2 separate regions of the Mus musculus genome follow, and region 1 is linked to region 2. The links are chromatin loops, found by intact Hi-C in ENCODE. Cell type or tissue: left cerebral cortex. All regions are shown on one strand. Each heading gives the region's core, and the rest is flanking DNA. Links, peaks and the distances in the headings are about the cores only. Region 1 holds the start of Tbl2 (transducin (beta)-like 2). Region 2 holds the start of Abhd11os (abhydrolase domain containing 11, opposite strand).

Region 1 (8,357 bases), core at 266-8,265, 140 kb before region 2:
AGGCTAACGAGTTCAATACTCAGGAACCCACGCAGAAGGAAAAAAACCTCAACTTCTGTTGTTCTCTGGCACACACACACACACACACACACACACAGACACAAACACACACACACACACCCTCCAAAACAAAACAATTCGAAGACATAAATGTATCTCAGTGGTAGGCTATGGGTTTGATCATTAGCACTAAACATAAAAAAACATATCCTCCCAAGATGAGAGAGGCTTTGAGACTTAAGGAGCAGGAAGCTAAGAGAGTCTCAATACTCATAAGGCCCCTCCCTCCCCAAGGCTACAGAGATAGAAACCATTGCTGGGAAGAGAGGACTGTCTGATGGAGCTGCCTTGAAGCCCAATACGCAAGTCATCGTCATTCATGCTAACATGGGCCTTCTATGATGTGACTCCCAAAGAGCTGTCCATGTTCTTTTAAGCATCCTCTTACCCATAATCCTGTAAGTAACCCAACTAAACCCAATGGCTCACCAAGTGCTACACAGAGCAATTATTCTCTGGTCTGTGGTTATGCCCTACCTAGAGTAAACAGACTTTTGCTTATATTTCCACGAACAAAAGTACACAAGGCCACATTGAATCCCAGCACAGGGGAGACTGGGCAGAGAGATCACAAGTTCAAGGCCAAGCTGCATTACCTAGTGAGATCAACATAGCAAGGCCCCGTGTCCTGTCTCAAAACAATCAAAAAACAAAAACCCAAGAAGCAAGAACGGCTGAAGGTGTAGCTTGGTGGTGTGTGTGATACTGAGTTCAGTCCCTACAGTACAAAGAGAAAACGGGCCTCAGAGCTTTGGTTCCTTCCATTTCTGGAGCTTAGGAAGTTTTAAGAGGCTGGGCAGTGGTGGTGCACGCCTTTAATCCCAGCACTTGGGAGGCAGAGGCAGGCGGATTTCTGAGTTTGAGGCCAGCCTGGTCTACAGAGTGAGTTCCAGGACAGCCAGGGCTACACAGAGAAACCCTGTCTCAAAAAAAAAAAAAAAAAAAAAGTTCTAAGAGCTTCCAAAACTCATGGCAGGTTGGAGTTTGGAACATCCAGGGTAGGAATGTTCTGTCTCTGCTTCCTTCTATAGAGCGGAGCCTCCGAGAGGCCCCAGGAGGCTCCATACTGTCTGAATGACCTTTTTACGTCACAACAAGGTAGACTCCTGATCCCTCCTCACTAAGCCCCAACTGGATATGTGAAGGCCACAGCCATAAGCTGGGCTTTTGCAGACAAGCCTGAGGCTCTGTCCTGTCTCACCTGCAGTCAGGGCTGAAGCGTACCAAGGTGGCATGGTCCAGCTCCACGTTGGCTCTCATGCTGCGGTGCTCCCGCTGAAGGAAATCTTTAGTGCTCCAGATACGGACAGTGCGGTCATCCGCACAGGTGGCCAGATACTTGCCGTTGCTGCTGAAGTCCATGCAAGATATATTCCCACTGTGGCTCTAGGGAAAAGAATGCAGGAAGGACCAATGAGAAACCTCTCAAGTGGATGAGGAGGCTGAACCTAGGGGAGCCACTCTGGCTCAGGGGCTTGGATGATGGACAGGTCAGAGATGGAACAAGGTAAGCTAGCTCTTCTAGCACAGGTCTATAATCCCAGCTCCTTGGGAGCTCAGCATAGGATGCCAAGTTCGAGGCCTGCCTGAGCTACAGAGTAAAGTCTGAAGCTAGCCTAAGCAATTTAGTGAAACGACCTCAAAAATAACAGTAGAAAAGATAAAGAGAATGGACTAGGGCTGTAGTTTATTGGCAGAATGCCTGCCTCGAATCCCCAAGGAAGGTGCTCAGCTGCGGGGCCCTTTTGTAGAAATCTGCCAATCAAGAACTTGATACCGGGGGCTGGTGAGATGGCTCAGTGGTTAAGAGCACCAACTGTTCTTCTGAAGGTCATGAGTTCAAATCCCAGCAACCACATGATGGCTCACAACCATCCGTAACAAGATCTGACGCCCTCTTCTGGAGTGTCTGAAGACAGCTACAGTGTACTCACGTATAATAAAATAAAATAAATAAATCTTTAAAAAAAAAAAGAACTTGATATAGTAATAACTCAATGGGGGTTTCTACTCCACCTTTGATCATTTAGTTCCCAAATAAAAGACACAGACCCCTTATATTTATAATTAACATTAACAGTACTAGAGCTGGGCAGATATCGGCCCTCTATGATTTTTGTCTTCTTCCCTGTCAGTAACTCTATGATATAACTTGTCTCCAGCTGACCAGCCCTCAGGGCCATGTTCTCATCATTCATCTACTCCATGACATTGTCTCCTCTCCTCACCCCTCAGTTTGCCTCCTCATGGTCTCTGCGAAGCCCCAGCTACCTCTCTTCTGCCCAGCTACAGGCTACAGGCATTTTTATTCAACCAATAGTTTTAACTTAAGGAGCAGGGTTACATAGCATCACTTGGTGTACATCCCGAGGCAACCAGATCGTGGAGCCAGTACTAAAGATTACAATACGTAGCAAGAGACCAAACCTTAATAAGAACTGAAGGTAGAATATACAAGGCCCTGGATTCAATCCTCAGTACAAGGGAAACAACCACCAGCCAGAAGGGCCAGAAGGGGTATGCCTACTCTGCTGCTGAGAGTTAGGTGTATGTAATCTGCCCAGATTACCAAGGACAAGGTGTAGGCGTGAGCACTCTTCATGTACATACTGCATGTGTTCAGTACCCAGGAGTACCAAGTACCTTCAGTGCTGCAGCCAGAAGGGGGTGCGTGAAGCTGTGCTGCTGAGGCTTCTCCTTACGAACCCGCTGATTCTGCTTCTGCTTCTTGGATCCTGACTTCTTGGGTTCGTTTTCTTTCTGACCTACAAGGAAGGGCCGTGTCATTGACCCATGCACGCACTCAGAAGCATCGAGTGAGTGCCTAGGATTTCTCAGGCTCTGTGTAGGGTACCACAACACGGCCCAGATAGAGCCTTTGTCCTTGAAAAAGTGACATGTGCAAAAACAGGCCAGGGAGGTGGGAGAAGGGGGGGAGATAGTTCATAGGCAAAGTACTTGCTCTGTAAATATGAGGTGCGTGTGGTTTACACCTGAGAGATTACACATCCGCTGTCATCTCAGCACTGAGGAGGTGGAGTCAGGAAAGTCTCTAGGGCTCTCTGCCTAACCAGCCTGACCTAGCTCATGAGCTCCCTCCCAGTCAATATGAGACTCCATCTCAATGGAAGCAACTTGCGTTCCTAACAATATATAAGGTTGTTCCCTGAAATCCATGTGCACGAGATGTATGTGCATCCACCCATACATGTTCATGTAAAGGGGGAGGGGCTAGGGATATAGCTTAGTGGTAGAGGGCTTGCTTAGCCTGTACAAAGCCTCAAGTTCAATCTCCAGCTGCACTGAAAAACAAACAAAACTAGGCCTGGAGAGATGGCGCGGTGGTTAAAAGCATATATTCAGAGAATCAGAGTTTGGCTCCCAGCACTCAAATCAGGTGGCTCATAACCAACTAAAACTCTAGTTCTAGAGACTATGGCACCCATGGCCCTCAAGAACATCTCCACAAAAATGGACAAATCTATAGACAAATCTAAATTATCTATACACATAATTTTTAAAAAAGGCTTAGAAATCAGACTTGACTTTGAATTCAGTCTTTATCAGTGTGTATTCTTTTCTTCTATTTTTAAAGCCATTCTGAAGGTTGAGACTGTAGCTTGGTGCATGCTAAGGAAGAACACATGTTCTACATCCCCAGCCCTCATGAGTGTGGTCTTACAGAGGCTATTTTCTGAGTGTGTATAGCATCTCTCTGAACTGAGACAGCTGGGTGGGTTCATGGCTTAGCCTGTGTAGTGTGAATTCTAGTCAGGCATCCCCAAGTAGGGGAATGATATGCACAAGGGGATCTGAAGATCTGGTCTTGGGTAAGTTATTTAACTGCTTTAAATCTTGATTCCTCAAAGAGATATTGAGACCAGGCTTGGTGATGTATGCTGCCTATAAATAATTCTAGCACTCAGCAGGTGGAGACAGGAAGACTGGGAGAGGAGGTTGTTCAGAGTCAGGCTTGACTACATAGTGAGTTCAAGGCCCCACCTGGATCTCTCTCTCTCTCACACATGCACAAAAGAGAGAAAGGGGGGCGGGGGCTGGAGAGATGGCTCAGTGGTTAAGAGCACTGACTGTTCTTCCAGAGGTCTTGAGTTCAAATCCCAGCAACCACATGGTGGCTCAAAACTATCTGTAATGGGATCTGATGCCCTCTTCTGGTGTGTCTGAAGACAGCTACAGTGAACTCATATGCAGGAAAAAAAATTTTTAAAAGAGAGAAAGCAGAGCAGTGGTGGCATATGCCTTTAACCCTAGCACTTGGGAAGTGGGTGGGTCTTTGACAGCCAGGGCTATATATAGAAAACCTGTCTCAAAAAAAAAAAAAATAGTTAATTAAAATGAAAGCATATCTTGGAGAACTAGGTTTACACACCAAGCTGACACGTGTTAGGTAGCAGTAGATGCTCCCTAATTCTTACAGGAATTAAAACTTATTATTGAACTTGCTCATGGTGACCTTCAGCGTTAAACCAGATGCTGGACTGCTATTCTTTCAGCACTGGGATAAAATGCAGTGCCTCCGGTATCACAGGCAAGAGTTCTAACCCTGAGCTCTGTTCCTGACCCCTCACTAGGGGAATCCTAGGCAGGCGGTCTATGGCCGCACCATGTCCAAGCAGCCTCCAAGTGTTTCTGGAATCCCTTGTCTTCTTGAGTTTTGCTGCTGATAGAACTGTCTTTCTTGCAGGGCGATGGTGGCGCACGCCTTTAATCCCAGCACTTGGGAGGCAGAGGCAGGTGGATTTCTGAGTTCGAGGCCAGCCTGGTCTACAAAGTGAGTTTCAGGACAGCCAGGGCTACACAGAGAAACCCTGTCTCGAAAAACCAAAAAACCAAAACCAAAACAAAAACAAACAAACAAAAAAACCCAACAACAACAACAACAACAAAAAAAAAAAACCCTGTCCCGAAAAAACAAAACAAACAAAAGAACCTTCTTTCTTCCTTGGCCTCCCAGGCAAAATCCTACACTGGCATCCCTGAACAACTCACATCACAGATTTGGGGGTGTAGATCCGTGGAACAGCACTTGCTTGAGCCTCTGGGTTTCACCTACCCAGCACCTCACAAGGCTAGGTATGGGGAGCACACACACACTTGTATACTCCAATGCTCCCGAGACTGAGGCAGTAATAACCAGAGCTCAAGGCCAGTTTGGACAACATTGTGAAACCATGTCTCAGAAACTCACAATGGGTTCCCTACCCTCTCTGAAGAGTTCCCGGAATCCCCAACTTTTATTCCCTAAAAAATAAATAAATAAAAGCAGCAAGACCATTCATACTCTCGATCCTTTTATAGTATTAACTCCTTTGTGAAATTTAATACAATGTCTATTTCGCTTGCCTTTTCAGATGCTTACAATTTAGATCTACAGTGTAGACCACACTTTTACAAGCTTCTCGGTTACTGAACGTATTAAAAAGACCTCGAAGCTAGGTATAGGTAACAGGAGTTCAGAAAACGTTCCTGCCGGTCAGAGTTGGCTGAAGAGTATTTTCAAATGACCCCCATTTTCTAAGAACACGAACACATAGCAAACCTGGGGTCTGACTGAGCTTTCGTAGCAGCTCCGGGGACATAGGTGGTGGTGGTGGTGGGAGGTGTCCCAGGAAAAGTCACCGACCACGTAGCAGCGCAGCTCCCAGGTTCCAAAGAATCTTGTCCCTGGGGTGCACCTGCAACCCGAAACCTACACGGGAAAGTTCATCTCACAACCAGGGAAACTGAGGTCCGTGACTCTCCACGCTCCTCGTACCACGCGGCGGCCGGGAGCAAAGTCCCCAGAGTCACCGCCACCCGACCCGGTATACTTACAGACGGGCTGGCTGGGCTTCTCCTCGGCCCGCAGCCAGCCCCGCGCCACAGCCGCCGTGGCCACCAAGGCCAGCAGACCCACCAGGAGGGACAACCCCATCAGCTCCGGCATCTGCGGCAGCTCCATGACTGCGGGACAGCTGCCACCTCAGCCTACGACGCCGGCGTCCTCACGTCTCGGCGCACGAGGGGGCGGGGGAGGACAGTTGGCGCGCCTCGAGGGGCGGGGCTGGCCAGCGTTGGCCTCTTTGGGGCGTGGCTTGGTCCCAAGCGCACCTCGGAAGGCGGGACCTAGTCGTTACGATGCCCTATGGGAAGCGACCTGGCCGTTGGAGCGCTCTGCAGGGCGGAGGTTGGCCTCTTGAGCGCCTTGAGGGCGGGGCCTGGCCGTTAGCGGGCGCTGTGAGGCGGGGCCTGGCAGTTGGAACTCTATAAGGGCGGAGCCTGGGACGTGCGCGCCTCGAGGGGCGGGCCAGAAGGTTCCGTTCCCTGTGGGGCAGGGCCTGTCCGTTGGCGCGCTTGGAGGGACTGGGGACAGTTGCAAGTACTGTGGAGCGGCGATTGGCCTTTGGGGCGTCGTGAGGAGCCAATCTTGACGGTTTTCGTCTTTTGGGGTGGAAGAACTGGTAGTCTGAGTGTTAGGAGGAGCAAGACCTGGCCGTTGACACGACCTGAGGGGCGGGACTTAGCTGCTCGTGCTGGAGGCGGAACCTCGCGCGTTTGAGTGCTCACGTGCTCTGAGAGGTGGGGCCTGGATTTTTGAATCCCCCTTGGGGCCGGGTCTTCCGTCTGAGTTTATGAGGGGCGGGGCTTAGCTTTTGACCTGAAGAGGCAAGGCCTGGCTATTGGACTGGTTTTTGAGGGGCGGGGCCCAACGGTGAACAGCTTTGATTGAAGCTGTCTGCAAGAAGTTTTTCGGTAGCGGACTCAGACGGTCCAGCTCTCACCTCATCTTGATCGTTTATTAGAAGTTTTATTGCAGCATCGCCAAACTGGATCCTTCCAAGGGGCAGGGCAGAGGTTCTTATTCCCATTTGACCCGTGCTTTCGCTGCTGGGGAAGAGAGATGCCCTGTCCGTTGGTATGGGACAGCCTCGCAAAGCCCAAAGCGAGGGTGTCGTGGAGAGGTTGTGAATATTAGAAAAAGAAACGGCTAGAAAGGTCGGAAAGAACTGGAGATCCTAGAACACTGGTTTCATCAGACCACGCTAGTTATCATAGGAAGGCCCGGAGCAAAATCCATGGAGTATTTTGAACAAAGACTGAAGGTAGAAAGCAAACCAGGGAGATCACTTATTAATTCTGTACAAGAACGTGGGTTCGATTCCCCAGCGATGCGGAGAGAAACAACAAAACCAAAACTTACAATCATGTTGTGGCTAGGGATGTAACTCCATTGGAAGAGTATTTGACTAGCTTGCAGAAAGCTGAGTTCCTTCAGCAACCCATAAACCCGGTGTAGTAGTAATAGCCTATAATTCCACACTTGGGAGTAGGAGGCAGGAAGATCAGAAATTCAAGGTTTTCTTAGAATACATTTCGAGTTCCAGGGCAAGCTGAGCTATGTGAGACGCACAACAACAACTACAAAATAAACTGGAAGTTGCTGCAAAAATCCTCCAGGGAGGTGATAAGTACCTAGATTTGGGGGTGGCCTGAAGAGAGAAAGGGATGTCGAAAAAGATATAATTACGTTTTGGCCATGCTAGAGATTGAATCTTGGACAATCATTATGCTAAGCAGCTGCTCTACAATGGAGGCTATTATCTAGTCCCTGAAAAGGTTGTGAGTATGTATGTGTTTTACACCAATTGTGGGGGCATATTCCTTTAATCCCGGCACTTGGGAAGCAGAGACAGGTGGATTGCTTTTGAATCTGTGGCCAGTCTGGTGTACTCAAGCATACTCCAGGCCAGAGAAAGCTACACAGTGAGACTTCCAAAAGAAAATGTGTTTTCATATGTACATATATATGTGTGTATGTCATACATGAGTGTGAGTTTACATGTGTTCAGATGTGTGTGCGTGTGCACACGCACTCGAGAGCACATGTATGGAGGCCAGATATTGATGTCTGTTGGTTTTCCAGATGGCTCTCCACCTTATATGGTGAGTATTGGGGCAGGGTATCTTGCTAAATCAGTATTGTACAATTTCAGCTATTCTGATTAACCAATTTCTCCTACTCTCCCTCATGCAGGCTGACATGACATACCCACCCAGTGTTTAGGATGGTTTCTGATACCCAAACTCCAATCTACATACAAAGTAAATGCTTTACCCACTAAGACATCTCAGCTCAAAGAGAAAATTTTTGTTTTGTCCTAAAACAGGGTCTCAGTATTGTAGCCCAGACTGGCCATAAATTTGTGACAACCCTCCTTCCTCACTCTTCTGAAAACTAGGATTATAGGAACTTTTTGGTTTGATTTGATTTTTTTTTTTTTTTTTCGAGACAGGGT
Region 2 (8,355 bases), core at 1-8,000:
TTTGGTTTTGGTTTTTTGAGACAGGGTTTCTCTGTGTAGCCCTGGCTGTCTTGGAACTCACTCTGTAGACCAGGCTGGCCTCAAACTCAGAAATCCACCTGCCTCTTCCTCCCAAGTGCTGGGATTAAAGGCATGCGCCCCCACTGCCCGGCTCTTCAGGTTTTTAAAAGCATTCTTTATTATATAATTTCTATCTCTGTGCTAACTTGCTTTTGTCTTTTTAAAAATATTTTATGTGGTGGTGCATGCCTTTAATCTCAACACTTGGGAGGCAGAGGCAGGCAGATCTCTGAGTTTGAGGCAGCCTGGGCTACAGAGCTAGTTCTGGTACAGCCAGGGCTACATAACAAAACCTTGTCTCAGAAAAAAAAGTGTGTGTGGGTATTTTGTCTGCAGGTGTACATGGGCAGCACATGCATGCATGGTGTCCAAGGAGACCAAAGGAGAGCATCAGATTCCCTGGGACTGGAGAATAGACAACGTTGAGCTGCCATGTGGTTGCTAGGAGTTGAACCCTGGTCTTCTGCAAGAGCAGACAGTGCTCTTAACTGCTGAGCCAATTCTCCAGCCACCCCCACCCCCAGGCCCCACCCCACACCTCCATATACACACTTTTGAGATAGAGTTGGTCACTGCTCTGGAACTAAGCAGGTGATACTCTCTGGCCAGGCATCCTCCTGCCTCCATCTCCCCAGCACTGTGCCTACAAGGACGTGCCACCATTCCTAGTTTTCTCAAGTGGGTTTTGATGATCCAACTGATCCTCACACTTCAAAACAAGCACTTCACTGACTGAGCCAACCTCTCCCCACCTCCACCAGGTCCTTTTGATGTCTATATTCTTTAACTCAGAGTCTCAACTAGGAGGCCTGGTGGGGCATGCCTTTAATCCCAGCACTCCTTAGGCGGACACAAAGGGATCACTGGTTTTGAGATTAACCTGATCTACATACAGAGCAAGTTCCAGGACAGCCAGGGCTACACACAGAGATTGCCTCCAAAAACTAAAACAACAAACAAATAAGTAAATAAATCAAGAGTTTCATGTCGCCCAAAGTGAATCTCATCGCATAGCTCTGGTTTCAGCATGTAGCCTTGGCTGGCCTGGAACTTGCTATGTAGAGCAGGCTGGCCCCAAACTCATAAAGAACCCTAACCTCTGCCTCCCAGTGCAGGGTGGGACTGAAGGCGGGCGACATCATGTCCAGCCCCGCTCCCACTTGAAATAAATGGTCTCTGTTGAGAAGACAGCTTTTGAGGAAATTTCAGGAGGGGAGGGGTAAACCATGCAGGGAAGAGCGCTTGGGGCTGAGGGGACAGTATGTACCACAGCAGTGACCAGGAAGAGTGTCTAGCATGTGTGTGGGACATCAGGGAAGTGAGGAAGCCTGGGGCATTGTGGGTAAGGAAGACCTCGGAAGAGATGAAGCCAGAGTCCATGGAGGAAGTGGGCTCAAGAAGCTTCAAGCGATCTTAGCCTATCATTGCTGGGCAGAAGAGGCATGGGTAGAGTCCACCATAGGCTTTAACAGGATTGTTTCAGGTTAACAGGCTGACAGGGGTTGAGGGGAGGAACACACATAAGCTGTGTCCTGAAGGCAGGGTGGCAGACAACGGTGGTGAAAGAAAGAGCTGGATTGTAACACCTACTAAAGGTGGGGCCAACAGAACTCAGTATTTGAATAATGGTTACTGTCCTTTTTTTCTTTTTTAAGATTTATTTATTTATTCTATGTAAGTACACGGTAGCTGTTTTCAGACACACCAGAAGAGTGCATCAGATCCCATTACAGATGGTTGTGAGCCACCATGTGGTTGCTGGGATTTGAACTCAGGACCTTCGGAAGAGCAGTCAGTGCTCTTAACCGCTGAGCCATCTCGCCAGCCTGGTTATTGTCCTTTTTAAAAAAGAGTTGCTAGGCAGTGGTGGCACATGCCTTTTAGTTCCAGCACTTGGGAGACAGAAGTAAGTGGATCTCTGTGAGTTCAAGGCCAGCCTGGTCTACAAAGCAAGTTCCAGAATACAGTCAGGGCTGTACAGAGAAACCCTGTCTTGAAAGGTAAATAAATACATAAATAAATGCTTTTATTATAGTGTGTGTGTGTATTTTAAAGTAGTCCAGGACCTGAGAGATGGCTCAGAGGTTAACAGAGAGTGCTGCTCTTGCGGAGGAGCTGAGTTCAGTCCTCAGTTCAACATGACGGCTCATGAGCACCTGTAACTACAACCCCAGGGGATCCAACATCTCTGGCTTCCATTGGCACCCACACTTATGGCACAGACCCACATCCACAAAATTAAAAAGAAAATTAAGCCAGACTATGGTGGCGCATGCCTTTAATCCCACCACTCAGCAGACAGATCCCTTGAATTTAAGGCCGGAGTGGTCAACAGAGTGAGTTTCAGGACAGCCAGGGCTGTGCAGAAAAACCCTGACTCAAAATGAATAAATGAATATATAAAACAACAAAAAAATGAATATACAGAGAAACCCTGTCTTTAAAAAAAGCCCAATAGGGGGCTGGTGAGATGGCTCAGCGGTTAAGAGTGCTGACTGCTCTTCCAAAGGCCCTGAGTTCAAATCCCAGCAACCACATGGTGGCTCACAACCATCCGTAACGAAATCTGATGCCCTCTTCTGGAGTGTCTGAAGACAGCTACAGTAGTGTACTTACATATAATAAATAAATAAATAAATAAATAAATAAATAAATAAATAAATAAATATTAAAAAAAAAAGCCCAATAGATAGATAAATAGATTGATTGATAAAAAAATGAGCACCTGCCGATCTTTCAGAAGACCTGGGTTTGGGTCTCAGCTCCCATAAGGAAGAGCAGCTCTGACGCCCTCTTCTGGCCTCTGTAGGCATCAGGCAAAATACTCATAAACTTAAAATTCAAAATAAAACTGTGTGTAGCTCACACCTTTAACCTCAATTCTGGGAAGGCAAATGCAGAAGGCAGCGACCTAGTTCAAGGTCAGCTTTGTTTACACAGTGAGTTCCACAACAGCCAAGGCCATTCAGGGTGCCTATCTCACAGGGCAGAGAGACAGACGGGGAGTGGGGAGGGAGGGGGAGGATTAGGATGCCACAGGGGAAAGGATATCACTGGACTGTGGTTGGTATTCTTAAATTTGAGCTCTCCATCACAGCTCCATGGGAAAGCCAGCAGACAAGTATGCCCTGGAGTTCAGATGAGGGTTGGGCTGGAAAACACCTGTAGAGTCGGTGTCTCATTTACCCCAGGCTAGCCTCTTCCTACTTTTTCTTCCTTCCCTCCATCCCTCCCTTCCTTCCCTCCTCTTTGGTTTTTGAGACAAGGTTTCTCTGTGTAGCCTTGACTATTCTGGAACTCGCTGTGTAGACCAGGCTGGTCTCTGCCTCTGAGTCCTAGGATTAAAGGCTTGGCCACTATGCCTGCTATGGCCTTAACCTTGATATGTAACCAAGGATGATCTTGAATTCCTTTTTCTTCGGCCTTCACCTCTCCAATGCTGGGATTCCATGCCAGTGCCGCTACCACCACCACCCACACTGGGTCATGCCCCTTGATTCCAGAGGTGTCACTAGATAGAGTGAGCAGAAAGCACATGCGGAGTCAGGTGAACAGATATTTTTTACAAAGGAACCCTGGGAATTGCCCACCACCCTGGGGAGGGTTTCCATTTCACACGTTGAGGGAGTAGGGGCAGCTCATGGGATCTTTGCTCTTGGGGGCTGCTGCCACCTTCAGGCCAAAGGTGGTACTGCTTCGCTTGTCTAGCTGCCTTCCCTTCAGAAGGTGGCGGCAAAGACACCCTGGCAGTGACACCCCCCGCTGCCAGTGAAAGAGGGAGACAGAGAAGTATAAGGGGCTGAATGTGCCTGGAGAAGGAGGAGGAAGCTTTACCCCCAACGTGGTTTTTGAGTTGGGGATAAACCCCAGAGTCTCACACATGCACCCTATTACCAAGTCACCCCTCAGTAGGGGGAATTCTAGGCAGATGCTCTACTGCTGAGCTACACCCACAAGGTGTTTATTGTGTGCATGGATGCCTTTGGAGGTATCGGATCCTCTGGGGCTGGAAGTACACGAAGTCTTGAGCCACCGGACAAGGGTGCTGAGAACTGAACTCTGCAACAAGGGCTCAGCCACCGAGCTACCCCTGTATTACGAAGGAATGTTTTTGATATGGCATAAGGAAACACAAATGAAGAGGTAAAAAACTGTAAAGCAATTTCTTTTCTTTTTAATGTATATGTGCGTTTTCCCAGATTCAGAAGAGAGGGAAAAAGAGTAACACATATATCCTATCTTTAGAATGCATCTTTTTCTTAAAAAAAGATTTATTTATTTATTATATGTAAGTACACGGTAGCTGTCTTCGGACACACCAGAAGAGGGCATCAGATCCCATTACAGACAGTTGTGAGCCACCATGTGGTTGCTGGGATTTGAACTCAGGACCTTTGGAAGAGCAGTCGGTGCTCTTAACCACTGAGCCATCTCACCAGCCCTAGAATGCATCTTCCATGTAGTTTCTGAGAAGACTTTCAATGTGATTTTGCCTCTACAGAGCTAGTTCCAGGAAAGCCAGGGCTACACAAAGAAACCCTGTCTGGGGGAAAGAGCGGGACCTAGTTCAACATAACTCAGTTCAGCTCTGTAGACCAGGTGGGCCTCAAACTCAAGAGATCTGCCTCTGCCTCCGAGTACAGGATTACAGGTGTAAACCGGGCTGGAGAGATGGCTCAGTGGTTAAGAGCACTGACTGCTCTTCCAGAGGTCCCAAGTTCAATTTCCAGCAACCATATGATGGCTCACAACCATCTGTAATGGGATCTGATGCCCTCTTTTGGAGTGTCTGAGGACAACTACAGTGTACTCGTATACATAGATTAAATAAATAAATTAATAAATAAATAAACCAAAGCACTCAGGAGGCAGAGTTTCCTCTAAATTCAAGGTCAACCTGGTCTACAGAGGATAGCTAAGGCCACACAAAACAAAAAACAAAAAACAAAAACCTCTCTACCATTATCCAATCTTAGGATGCTGAGATGCTCAAGTCCCTTATACAAAATGCTATATTATGGGCTGGGGTATGGCTCAATGGTAGAGCATCTGCCTAGAATCCCCCAGTGAGAGGCTGGGGGCGTGGCTCAGTGGTAGAGCCCCTGCCTAGTAGAATCCCTTGGGAGGCAGATTTCTGAGTTCGAGGCCAGCCTGGTCTACAGAGTGAGGTCCAGGACAGCCAGGGCTATACAGAGAAAACCAAAAACAAATAAACAACAACAAAAGAGATGCTCAAAATCTCAAAAGTATTTTTCTATTTCCAATATGGATTGGTGGTCATTTTAGAGTCAAGCAGTGGTGTCTCACAGAGAAGCCCTATCTCAAAACAAACAAAAGTCCCTCAGCTTGGAAATGCTGAGTTCAGTTAGACTGCTTCCCAGGCACTGCGTGTTTGGGGTATACTAGTAACAGCATAAAGGTAAGATGGGATTCAAGCTATTGGTAATGAACCAGGCGGTGGAGGCGCACGCCTTTATTCCCAGCATTCAGAAGGCAGAGGTAGGTGGGTCTCTGAGTTCAAGGCCAGCCTGATCTACAGAGGATAACCGGGGTGACATAGAGAAACCCTGTCTTGAAAAACAAAACAAAACAAAACAAAACAAAAAAAATAAAATGGTAAGCATGCCTGGTTCCTTGGGTTTTTGTTTTTTTCCTCTTGAGGTGGGATAAGAATTCTGGGGGCGGGCTGGAGAGATGGCTCAGTGGGTAAGAGCACCCGACTGCTCTTCCGAAGGTCCAGAGTTCAAATCCCAGTAACCACATGGTGGCTCACAACCATCTGTAACAAGATCTGACTCCCTCTTCTGGTGTGTCTGAAGACAGCTACAGTGTACTTACATATAATAATAAATAAATCTTTAATTAAAAAAAAAAAAGAATTCTGGGGGCAGATGATTCCTTGAAGAACTAGCACAGAGTCAACCCCTCGTGGCAGGGCGGGGGGGGGGGGCGAGGGGGGGCGGAGACTAGACGAGACACTGCCTGATGCTTGGCATTACAACTAAACTAAACCTAGGTTGTCTGTTCCTCTGAGACACGGGTGGAGCGCCCCCTGGAGGCGACAGACGGCAAGAATTGGGGAAAAGGCTTGGGGCCTTCCAAGGTGTTAAGAGGGAGGTGCACTTGCTCCTTGCCCCAGGCTGTCCTCCTGTAGGTGGAGTCTGCTAGGGAGTGCCTTGCCTGGAAGGGCAAAGGGCTCTGTCTTCTAGCCTCTACCAACTGACAAGTCTCAGTCACCAGGCCTTGACTCTCTAAGCTCATAGAAAGGTAAGCGACTCCAGAGCACTCAGTAGCATTTCTGTAGGGCTGTGTGGGAACTCCTTTCTCCTCAGGAGCTTCAAACACTGTCCATTCTGCAAAGTCCCATAGTCTACTTCCCGGCTAGCCAGACTAAGGGTCTCCTTTACAAGATGCCGGCGCAGCACCCCCTGGAGGCAAAGGGTGGTAAAACTGAGTGGAAATAGCATGAGGCAGGGCAGAGGCAGGGCAGAAGGACCCAGGGTGAGGCTTCTCCTTCTGACAAGCCCCAGGTCACTGCCTCCTCATCCATCACTCCCCAACAGAACCCAGAATCCCAAGCGGCAGGAGCACTGGGGGACACCCGGGCGGAACCTTCCCTGGAGCAAGTACTGCAGGAGAGGGATGAAGCCATTGCTAAGTGAGAGAAACTCTGGGGGTGGGGGTGGGGTGGAGGAGGGGGAAGTGGGGACTCACTCCTACTAGAGGAGAGGAAGGGGGCTCCAGATATTTCCAGAAGACAGCCACTGGAACACCCCCACCCCCATCCCCCACTGCCTGTAGGAAGCGCGCGGTGGAAGAGGAGCTGGACTCCTGTCGAGCCAGGCTGCGCACAGTGGAGGCTCAGCTGCTGGAGGTCCTGCAGGAGAAACTGAAGCTGAAACAGGAGGTGGAGGCCTGGGAGGTAGGGTGGAGCCTCTGAGTCGGGAGTCTTGGAAGACGCCCCTCCGCCCCTCCGTCCCCAGGGATTGCCTCGGACCTGCTCTCTCTCCCGTGCCCAGGAAGACATGCAGCATATGGTTCGAGAGCGGGTGCGGAGTCAGCTGCAGGGAGAGCCCAGAGGCACCCTGGGAACACACGAGAACACAAGCCCGGGCAGAAGTTCCTGGATTCAACTCTCCCGGGGTCAGTGGGGGCGACGGTGGTGAAAACGGATCCAGGGCTTAAAGGGGAACTGTCTTTATTCATTAAAAGTGTTGGGCCACTTCTGTACTCCTGGACCCTCTCCGTGCCCCTGAGTTTTTCTGTGCAGAAGCAAGATGGCACAGATCCCAAGCCTAGAGTCCCCTGGCTGCTCTTCCAAGGAGCTACTTCTTAAGCCAAGAAGCTGGTGACAGCATCCATGAAGTCTTGGGGTTTGTCGCTGTGGACCCAGTGGCCAGCGTTAGGCACGGTCTGAATCTGGGCTTGAGGGAAGAGTCGCCTAATCTCTGAGTGGTGGCTGGGTCTGGCCGCCATAGTGAAGCCAATGGAGAGGGAAGACAATGGAGAGGTGTGGGGAGAGGGAGAAAGGGAGAGAGAGAGAACAGGAGAGAGAGATGTGCATGAGCCTTCATGCGCAGTGGTATTGCCAGGCTCCCAGATACCCCGCCTCCCCTAGCCCACGCAGGCTCCCATAGCTGGTGGTGGGCAAAGCATGCCCCTTCCTATGGTCCCACACCGGCTTACTGTACATATGTAGAATTTCCACCAAGCAGGAAGAGAGTTGGCCCCGAGTAGGGTTCACGTTGCTGAGGAAAGGTCATTATCTTGTCCAAGTGCTGAGCTAACGTATCCAAGTTCAGTCTCCAGGAGAATCGCCCACCCACCTCTACCAGGTTAGTGAGCAGGAACTGCCGAATGCCCGCTTCCTGTGGGGAGACCTGGCAGCTGTGAAGGGGCTCCCTGTGAGGCCCACCCACCACTTTTCCTCTGACACACACCATGGGGAAAGGGGGGGGGGGCGTGCGTCACCTTGACAACCGAACTAAGCTGCTTATCCGCCAGTTTTCGGGCTTGGGAGTGCGGCACCTTCTCTGGGATCTCAACAGCCTTCATGGCTGCTATGAAGGCTCCAATGTGTGATCCAGGTGTGGTTCCTACCGGGCTTATGTCTACAACAACCAATCGTTCCACAACATCTGGCTGGGAGACAGAATCAGACCAGAGCAGGTCCCAGACAAACTCTGAGCCGCCAGCAGAGTTTCTGGACCTGGCCATCCAAAGTGTGGATGAGTCCCACGTTATCAATGGGCTTAGAGTGCATTAAGAGGACCCAGATAGGTGTAGCTTACCCTC

What was found. Peaks named below come from ENCODE experiments on the same cell type or tissue, not always from the same donor. Only the 100,000 strongest peaks of a DNase experiment are listed, where the experiment ranks them.
Region 1: a loop joins it to region 2, with 2.9 times the contacts of the local background. A loop is called at or near these places in 3 of 42 quality-filtered maps.

What each region holds. Positions count from the first base shown.
Region 1 is chr5:135,147,403-135,155,759 of GRCm38, reverse strand. Tbl2 (transducin (beta)-like 2) reads right to left here and starts at 6,074. Exons shown (of 7, transcript NM_013763.3): 1 at 5,896-6,074; 2 at 2,704-2,825; 3 at 1,262-1,446. The coding sequence starts at 6,022. In left cerebral cortex, for the core only: CTCF peaks have their summits at 4,230 (motif pointing left) and 6,176; a DNase peak (open chromatin) is centred at 6,262; H3K4me3 peaks cover 2,085 bases; H3K27ac peaks cover 1,465 bases.
Region 2 is chr5:135,011,057-135,019,411 of GRCm38, reverse strand. Abhd11 (abhydrolase domain containing 11) reads right to left here. Exons shown (of 6, transcript NM_145215.2): 3 at 8,352-8,355; 4 at 8,032-8,202; 5 at 7,747-7,928; 6 at 7,237-7,525. The coding sequence ends at 7,393. It overlaps Abhd11os (abhydrolase domain containing 11, opposite strand), which reads left to right and starts at 6,255. Exons shown (of 4, transcript NR_026688.1): 1 at 6,255-6,327; 2 at 6,624-6,718; 3 at 6,862-6,982; 4 at 7,080-7,290. In left cerebral cortex, for the core only: CTCF peaks have their summits at 2,870 (motif pointing left), 3,736 (motif pointing left) and 6,154 (motif pointing left); DNase peaks (open chromatin) are centred at 3,744, 6,115 and 6,511.